Linked DNA regions of Homo sapiens: region 1 is linked to region 2. Evidence: read pairs that join two places in POLR2A ChIA-PET (ENCODE). Cell type or tissue: PC-9. All regions are shown on one strand.

Region 1 (5,000 bases), 210 kb after region 2:
TACTGTACATCTCAATTGGGATGCTAAATCTTCATCAGAAATACTTAATCTGCCGAGTGCAGTGGCTCGCACCTGTAATCCCAACACTTTGGGAGGCCGAGGCAGGTTGATTGCTGAGGCAAGGAGTTGGAAACCAGCCTGAACAACATGGCGAAACTCTATTTCTACTAAAAATACAAAAATTAGCTTGGCATGGTAGCACACACCTGCAGTCCCAGCTACTTGGCAGGCTGAGGCACAAGAATCACTTGAACCCAGGAGGCAGAGGCTGCAGTGAACCAAGATCATGCCACTGCACTTTAGCCTGGGCAACAGAGCAAGACTGTCTCAGGAAAAAAAAAAAAAAAAAGGAAATACTTAATCTGTATTTAGATTTTATACAATTAACAGTTTAAAATGTAGATTCACCAACTCAGGCTGTACTAAACATAAAATTTTTCAAGAAAGTTTTTAATTAATTAATTTTTTTGAGATGGAGTCTCGCTCCGTTGCCTAGCCTGGAGTGCTGTGGCACAATCTCAGCTCACTGCAACCTCCATTGCCTCCCGGGTTCAAGTGATTCTCACACCTCAGCTTCCCGAGTAGCTAGGATTACAGGCGCCCGCCACCACATCCGACTAATTTTTTGTATTTTTTAAATAAAGACGAGGTTTTGCCATGTTGGCCAGGCTGGTCTCAAACTCCTGACCTCAGGTGATCTGCCCACCTCGGCCTCCCAAAGTGCTGAGATTACAGGCATGAGCCACTGCATCTGGCCAAGAAAGTTTTTAATTTAAATTGATTAAAATTAAATAAAATTTAAAATGTGTTCTTCAATCATACTAGCTACATTTCAAGTGATCTACTGCCACATGTGGCTAGTGGAAATTATGTTGGAAAACACAGGTCTAGCACACAAAATGCAATCTGTAATTCAGGACTATTTATTATATTCTCTATTTTTGACTATTCCTTCTGTATCTCGCAAATGTTGGTATTTCTCAGTGTTCTATCCTAGGCTTTCTTCTCACCCTATACCCTCTTCTTTGGCAATCTCATCCACTTCCATGCTTTAATTATCAATCACAGACCAATAACACTGCCAATTTTTTTTTATTTCTTTGAGACAGGGTCTTGCACTCCAGGCTAGAGTGCAGTGGTACAATCACAGCTCACTGCAGCCTCAAACTCCTGGGCTCAAGGGATCTTCCTGCCTCAGCCTCCCAAGTAGCTAGGACTATGAGCATGCATCACCAAGTCTGGCTAATTTTTACATTTTTTTGTAGAGATGAGGTCTCACTATGTTGCTCAGGCTGGTCTTGAGCTCCTGGCCTCAAGTGATCCTCCCACCTCAGCCTCCCAAAGCACTGGGATTACAGGTATAAGCCACCATGCCTGGTCTTCAAATCTGTATCTCTTATCTAGGCTTCACCCCTGAGCCCCACACCTATGTACTTAACTGCCTCCTCAATGTCTCAAAAGCATCTTAACACATATGCCCCACAATGACTTCATCTTCTTTTCCAATTCTGAAACTTCTCCTTCTCCCATTATCTCAGTCAACTCATTCCAATTCACTCAGTTGCTCAAATCATAAATCCTGGGGTCATCATGGTCTCTTCCTTCATCCTCAACCCTCACAACCAATCACCATTTGCTGTTTATTATATAATCAGTGCTACTATAATACTCTTTGAAAAAGCAAATTTGTCCAATGCAACTGATGTATTGGGAACAATTTATAGTAACACAAATTTTGCATTTGTTAATGTGCAATTTTGTTCACAAGAAACACTAGATAAACACAGGAAACTATACCTCACTGAACAGGGCTGGGTAGGAATACATAAAACACATACATGCACACATCTTAAACATCTACCAGCCACCTAGATCACCACATGTTATGGACCACATTCATCTGGTTACAATTTTCCATCTGATTTCAGATGATCTTCTTCCACTACTTCATAACTCACAAGCTGCAACCCTTCTCATGCCCATTTCTATAAGCAAACTTCGGGGTTTTACAGAGTAAAGTACCATATTTATTGTGGTATTTATGTATTTCTTAAGCATTTAATGTGTAAAACTATGCTACCATTTTTATTAGATTCCTATCTTTTATGTGTCACTAACTGAATTTTTATTGCATGACTTTCTCTAGCATGGTGATTTTCAGAAATCTCTATGTTGCATTATAGCAGAACTGACTAAACCATTTAATACTCAGGAATTGGCCCATTTCTCTACATTTCCACTGCTATCAGTTCAATCGAAGTAATTACCATCTTTCACCTGGACCACAGAAACAGCCTAATTCTGTGGTTCTCAACCAAGGACAGTATTCCTCCACTCCCACCCTGTCCAGGCCACTAGAAATGTATACAGGGTGATATTTTTTATTATCACAACGACTCGGAGAGGGTCACTATTGGTATTCAATCAACAGGGGCTGGGGATGCTACAAGTTCAGCAATGTCACCCACACAATGATCTGTCCCACCAAAAATGCCAAACATAGCTCTATCAAGAAAAACCAGCAACTGGTCTCCTGTATCTGCTCTTAGCTCCCTCTACACTGCAGCCAGAGAGAACTTTCTTAGAATGCAAATCAGATGATGCCCCTCTTATATTTAATACCCTTTAACAGCTTCCTCTTACCCTAAACATCAAGGTCAAAATCAAAGTGTGGTCTATAGGCTCCTGACTTCCTTCTAGCCTCATCTCATGCCACTCTCCTTTTGCCACCTTCACTACATTTTAGGCATTCATTCACTCAACACATAAGGATTAAACATCTGTGTGCCAGGAACTATTCAGAGCGATGGGGGTAGAGCAGTGAACAAAAGACACAAATTCTTTCTCCTCTTAGAACTTACATTCTAGTTTCATGAAGCTGCCAGGCTTCTTCTCCTCACCTCAGGGTCTCACCACATGCTACATTGTGCTTAGCCAATTTCAACTCATTCTTCAGGTCTCAGCTTAGACATCCTTCCTCAGGGAATTATTCTCTGACCCTACCCTACTAAGTTAGTTCCTTCTTACATGATCCATGACTCTGAACTGTTTAGTGTTACTCAATGCAACTAAAATTATTTATTCAACATCCACCTTCTTATATCCCCAGGCCCTCACACAGTACCTGGCACACAGAAGGCATTCAAAATATTTGTTTATTGGCCAGGCACAGTGGTTAATGCCTGCAATCCTAGCACTTTGGGAGGCTGAAGAGGGAGGACTGCTTGAGCCCAGGAGTTTGAGACCAGCCTGGGCAACATGGCAAAACCCCTTCTCTACAAAAAATACAAAAATTAGCCAGGCATAATGGTGGGCACTTGTAGTCCCAGCTACTTGGGAGGCTGAAGTGGGAGGATCATCTGAGCCCGGGAGTTCAAGGCTGCAGCGAGCCATGTTTATACTACCGCATTCTAGCCTGGGTGACAGAGTGAGACCCCGTCTCGAAAAAAAAAAAAAATATATATATATATATATAATATATATATTCATTTATCGATGAAGAGATATATATATGTTTACCTGTGTGCATGTTATCTTTATACTTTATGAATATGTATGTATAAACACCTTCATGTCTGGGTATGCCTGCAAATATTTCTGCAGGTGACTGCTTATAGGAATATGTGCATATACATGAAGGCATGTATGGATACAGACATGCAATTTGGAGTATACTCACTTGGGCTGTATGCATTCACATGCATATACATGTGTATATTTATACATGTGCATATGTGTGTGTGTGTGTGTGTGTGTGTGTGTGTGTGTGTGTGTGTGTGTGTATGTATTCTTCAGGCCCCTCAGTGACAGCTCTGATCTCCTGGAGGGAGCTGGGAGCAGGGCCCCAAGTCCTGTCTAAGATGACAGCTCAATAAGAATATAAGATCATTCAATGACATTCCAAATGTCAGCAAACACGGGCCTGCTCCACTCTGCTACAGGGGAAGTAGGTGGCAGCAGGAGATGTGGAAACTTGGCCATTGAAAAGTTCCTATTTCCTGATGCAACCCACACCATTTCTGGAGAAGTAAGGGCAGCTGAAAGACATTTTGCCTCTTCTCAGATTAGAGGTCTTAGGAAATAGGCATGGTGAATTCATGCCCAGTTGCTCACTCACTAGGCAAGTCTCAGGTGACCAAGCAGACCAGGACCTTTCCCACCTTTCTCAAGGAGTAATGCTCTGCTGGGGGAGCAGAGGAGGAAGAGAGAAGAAAGGGAAGGGGGAAACACAAAGTAAGATCAAGGACAGGAGAGGACCCTGTAGAGAACCAGAGCCTGGGTCACACAGGGGACACAAGGCATGGAGTAAGTCTTTTACATAATATTCCTGCAACCTTGGCAATGACCTCTCTGGCTTTGCTTTTATCATTACTCTTTTTAAGCAGGAATCTTAGTGCAGCCTGCACCAAGTCACACAGCATAAAGGTCAGAAAGAGTACCATGCCCCTGGGCCTCCAGACTCAGCAGCCTCTATGTCCTGAATGGCTGTTGGTAAGGACTGAGCTAAAGTCCAGAGTTAAGCCACCTCTCCTGTTGGGCCTTTAAGCACATTTGCAATACAAAGTGGCTGGAGTGCAGAGAGGAAGAGGTTAGACCCCTTATGTCTCCCAGACTTGCTCAGCTTACCTCACACGAGGAAATCACAAGGCCAACTAGCAACAGAGTCCTCAGTTTCGCCTTGTACCTACTATTCCCTTCCTCTTCAGGTCAGCACAGTCTGCAGGGGAACCAAACTGAACAGACTCTGGGCAGCCTGCCTTTACCCCCACCCTTTGGGCCAGCAGCACCAAGGTGGCCCTGAGTGACAACGTTACCACATGGGTCGGCTGCTTTCCTGCCTTTCTGCCAAGGAACCTGGAGGCAGGGAGCTATCCATACACCAAAAAGTCTAGTGAACTTCACAGGGTAATTGTTCATGGTCAGCGCCTGCCTCGCCTGGCCGGGCCTTCACATTGCATTTGCTGAGGCCAGCAAGCAGCCTCAGATGTGCTCTGACAGCT
Region 2 (5,000 bases):
AGCCAACTCTGGATTGAATGCTGTTAGGAAGCCGGGAGGATTGAGTGCAATTCACAAGGTTAGCAGGACCACGGGTCAGCAGGGCAGTGCGGGGCCAGAGCAGAGTGGAAAGTGGACCAAAAGAGGCACATGGAGAATACCTAGCACAACTGCCTATGTACCCTCCCTAAACTAACTGCCAGAGGAAGCACTTCAGCCAAATGAAAAAATAAGTGAGAAGTTAGCTGGGAAACAAGGAAGGCATAATATGCTAAACATGGCAACAAGGGAAAAACCAGTAAAATTTATTGTTATGTATATGTAATTATTGATATTGTTACTGTGGAAAGATTCTTAACTAAATTCTCATAAAAAGATATATGCTTATTATAATAATTAATACAGAAAGTACTGAAAAAGTTTTTTCAACTGCCCCAAATGCAGCTACCCCCAACAATTATCTTCAACATTTGTCGGTTATCATTCTAGACACTTTCTATGCAAATCCATAGAGAAGCCTAGATATAAATAATTTTATGATGTAGACTGTGAAGAATTTCATATTAGGGATGCACTAAAGCTTAGCTGTGGACTTAGTATTTGGCTCAAATCTGCTATTCAACTATGACTTTGGCTCTAGCCCTTACAAGGTTAAATAGCCAAATACCTTCTTTGGTATCATTTGTGACATCCCTGAACCTGTGTGTGATCCATGATCACGACTGTGTTGATTTTTGTCATATCTGATCAACATAACAATATCAGTAAATGAACCAAGCCATGTTACGTGAATTTATTGTTAATATCTGAATATTCACCTTCACATATAGGTAACCATTCAAGATACAGGTTCATGAAAATGTCCTTTGCTTTATATGCCAAAATTCTATTAGTCATTTGAGGTATACATGTATATTTAATATTTCATGAGTAAAACGTTATAATAATTAATGATTATTTGAAAGCTGCTAATCGTGTGCACAAAAACAATAAGAACTTTCAAATAAATATGGAAATAGATTGGAAGTTAATGCAATTTTAATGAGAAAGTGTGCTAACTAGGTATCTTTAGAAGAACTTTATATTGTTTTAAGGTCAAGAGATGTTTATAGGCTGGGCGTGGTGGCTCACGCCTGTAGTCCCAGCACTTTGGGAGGCTGAGGCGGGCGGATCACGAGGTCAGGAGTTCGAGAGCAGTCTGGCCAACATGGTGAAACCCCGTCTCTACTAAAAATACCAAAAATTAGCGGGGCGTGGTAGCGCACGCCTGTAATCTCAGCTACTCGGGAAGCTGAGGCAGGAGAATCACTTGAACCTGGGAGGCAGAGGTTGCAGTGAGCCAAGATCATGCCACTGCATTCCAGCCTGGGCGACAGAGCGAGACTCCATCTAAAAAAAAAAAAGAGAGATGTTTATGACAATTTAAGTAATACAAGCCAGAATACTAGTGATTATATCATAAAATTGTCGGCATAATAGTATTCATAATATGAATCAAAATAATCCTTGGTTTTTTTTTTTTTTTTTTTTTTGAGCCAGAGTCTCCATCTGTCACCCAGGCTGAAGTGCAGTGGTGTGATGTAGGCTCATTGCAACCTCTGCCTCCTAGATTCGAGTGATTCTCATGCCTCAGCCTCCCGAGTAGACGGGATTACAGTTGAGCACCACCACGCCAGGCTAATTTTTGTATTTTTAGTAGAGACGGGGTTTCACCATGTTGCCCAGGCTGGTCTCGAACTTGTGGTCTCAAGTGATCCCCTGCCTTGGCCTCCCAAATTGCTGTAATTACAGGCATGAGCCACTGCTCCCAGCCTAAAATAATCCTTAATAGCTGTATTACTTCTGTTTATTTATTATACATTAGAAGAAATAAAAATACATGCCACAAGCAAAGAAGATATTTATAACATATATAATCAGCAAACAGTGTCTAGTATGTGCAGATAATGCCTATAAAATAGTAAGAAATATAGAAGTAATTCAATAGAAAAATTAGCAAATTTCCTTCAGAAAAAGAAACATGAATGGGCAATAAATGGATGGAAAATACTCAACTTTATTAATAATCAGGGAAATGTAGTTAAGTCTAGAATAAGATATCATTTACATCCATTCAATTGGCAAAAACTAAGAAGTATGGGCTGGGCACTGTGGCTCACACCTATAATCCCAGCACTTTGGGAGACCGAGGTGGGAAAATCACTTGAACTTAGAAGTTCCAGGCCAGCCTGGGCAATACAGTGAGACCCCCGTCTCTACAAAAAAATTTTTAAAAATAGCTAGGCATAGTGGTATGAACCTGTGTTCTCAGCTACTTGGGAGACTGAGGTGGGAGGATTGCTTGAGCTGGGAGGTCAAGGCTGCGGTGAGCCATGATTGCACCACTGTACACCAGCCTGGACAACAGAGTGAGACCTTTCCTCAAAAGAAACAAACAAAAACCCTCCCCCCAAAAAAAACAACAAAAAAATTAAGGGGTATGATAATACTTTCCTTTTTTTTTTTTTTTTTTAAGAGATGGGGTCTTGATATGTTGCCTAGGCTGGTCTTGAACTCCTGGGCTCAAGCAATCCTCCCACCTCAGCCTCCCAGAGTGCTGGGATTTCAGGAAAGAGCCACCATGCCTGGCCAACTTTCTAAAGAGAATATTGGTCAGTGAGATCTCTTATACATTAATGGTTGGTGTATAAATTGAATATCCACTCTGGAAAAACAATTTGTCATTATCTTGTGTTATTGAACAATCACATACCCAGATATTCGACTCTTGGATATATACCCAGGAGAAATTCTTGCACAGGTACATCAGAAGACATCTGACAGGAGTGTAGCCAGTAGCGCTATATGTAAGAGCACAAATAAAAGAACCATTCAAATGCCTGGTGACTACAGAGTGGATAGACTGTAGTGTACTCACACATGGAATATGACACAGCAGTAAAAATGAATGATACTCCTATCCATGCCACAACATGGATAATCTTAGTAACATAATTTTGAGCAATAAAGCAAGTCTTGAAGAGCACTCTTTTTATAAAGATCAAAAACAAGCAAAACAAAACAATATTTCATTTAGGCATCTATATAGATGACGTTCTCAAATAGTGGTTACCTCTCGGAGGAGGTATGGGTAGAACTAAGTGATCGATAACATTTAACTCTTGGGATGAGTGTTGAGCTCATTTTTTATTATATTATTTTTAAAAACAAACAATATATAATGTCTAATCCTCTAACGCTATTAGAATCTTCATTGCCTTCAAACTCAACTGGGTCAAGAAGTCCCCTTCTAGGTCAGACTCCCACTCCCTTGAGTGATGGTTGCTGCAACCATTTCTGGTGTGAATCATTTTATTGATCAAAGTTCTTGGCTTTGCAGACAACAGGATCTGCAATACTCTGTTTAAACAGAAAGGGATGTATCACAAGGTATTAGGTACTAGATAAAGCTGAATTTTGAGACAATGTATTGTGGTTGATGTAGCATCTTGGGCGATACTGGTTATGAGTGACATAAGGAAGGCTCTTAGGTCAGGTTCCCGAGAACAGAGTCTGACATGAATATTCTTGTTCCAGTGATTTATGAGAGGAGTCCTCTCAGAAGAAGAGGTGGGAGAGAAACAGGATAGGACAGAGGAAGAAAGCTAAGCAAGTGTGTGGATACTGTCTTCAGCCTGGACCCACAGGGAGCACTGGAGCATAAATTATACCACAGAATTTGTTTCTGTTTGAGGCTGGTGGGATGTCCCTTTGTACCCCAGAGAGGGTGCAGAACTTCCTGAAGGAGTTGACTGCATTTGGTTGAGAATATGTGATTATTTAGAGAAGGAGCAGCTCACTGTCACAGCAACTGGGGCAGGGTGCACTGACCAGGGCAGAGCACCAACAGTGAGCCAATGCCACCCTGACCTCATGGGGGAAGGGTGGGGATAACCTGGGGCCAGATCAGAATTAGGTGGGGGTGGGACAGAGCAGGACAGGAGAGGCTGGGAGGAGCAGAACCGAGAGGGTCTGTGTTTCCTGTGTACCCTGGAAGCACAAGCCTGGGTTCTCTGAGCCTCAGGCAGCACTGACCTTTCTTCCCCATCTGGGCATGAGAAGGACAGGAGAAGCCCTTTCCTCAGCACTTTTTTTTTCTTTCTCTTTTTGAGACAGAGTTTGCTTTGTCACCCAGGCTGGAGTGCAGTGGTGTGATCTCGGCTCACTATAATCTCCGCCCCCTGGGTTCAAGCAATTCTCCTGCCTCAGCCTCCTGAGTAGCTAGGATTACAGGTGCATGTCACCATGCCTGGGTAATTTTTGCGTTTTTGGCAGAGATGGGGTCTCACCATGTTGTTTAGGCTGTCTCAAACTCCTGACCTCAAGTGATATGCCCACCTCTCAAAGTGCTGGGATTACAGGTGTGAGCCACTGCGCCCAGCCCCTTTCATCAGCGTCTCATTCCAGTTTCTGGGTCCTGAGCACTTCACCTTGAGGCCCCTCTTTACGGGAAAAGTCTCACTGAGGTGAGGACATACCAGCCAGGAGTGGGGTGAGCAGGAGAGCTCCTGGGGCAGGGCCCTCCAGTTACTATGTAGCCCCCACCACCTCCCTGTTACTGGGGCAGAGAGAACCAAGCTTCTCTGTCAGCAGCCTCCTCCCTTCCCCTGCCCTTCGGCCTTGGCCTTGATCTCAAGCTAATGTGTTATCTGATTCATTAGGTGGTGGGCAGTTTTTCCCAAGCTGCCTGCCTCAGTCTGGACTGGAACATTCTGGCCTCACAGGAGGGCTGGCCCCTGCCCTCACAGGAAGCTTTAACCCTTGCTCTGCTAGCATGATTCTCCAGGGTCACAGGCTGGGGTTATGTTTTCTCCAGAGTGGCACCAAACGGAAGCTTGTGGAGAGTTTAGACACTCAACACACTTCCTCATTCTCCCCCAAGCTAGGCAGAAAATGCCTAATCTGAGTAAAAATAGTTTGTCCCCTGGCCCATCCCCTGTTGTAACACAATTGTGACCCTGTGCCCTTTTACATAGAATTTC

What was found. Peaks named below come from ENCODE experiments on the same cell type or tissue, not always from the same donor. Only the 100,000 strongest peaks of a DNase experiment are listed, where the experiment ranks them.
Region 1: POLR2A ChIA-PET joins it to region 2 with 10 read pairs; 2 of 35 experiments call an interaction of 5 or more read pairs at or near these places.

The regions. Positions count from the first base shown.
Region 1 is chr1:44,278,146-44,283,145 of GRCh38, forward strand. All of the region lies in intron 7 of ERI3 (ERI1 exoribonuclease family member 3), which reads right to left. Among named protein-coding and RNA genes, the nearest start is that of SNORA110, 28 kb to the left of the region's middle. In PC-9, no CTCF peak of the experiment used is centred here; no DNase peak of the experiment used is centred here; H3K27ac peaks cover 114 bases.
Region 2 is chr1:44,063,917-44,068,916 of GRCh38, forward strand. It overlaps LOC124904169 (a long non-coding RNA gene), which reads right to left. Exons shown (of 3, transcript XR_007066056.1): 2 at 2,732-2,819. It also overlaps a transcript of KLF17 not described here. Among named protein-coding and RNA genes, the nearest start is that of SLC6A9, 35 kb to the left of the region's middle. RefSeq lists enhancers at 3,489-3,568, 3,769-3,818, 4,039-4,128. In PC-9, no CTCF peak of the experiment used is centred here; no DNase peak of the experiment used is centred here; H3K27ac peaks cover 1,567 bases.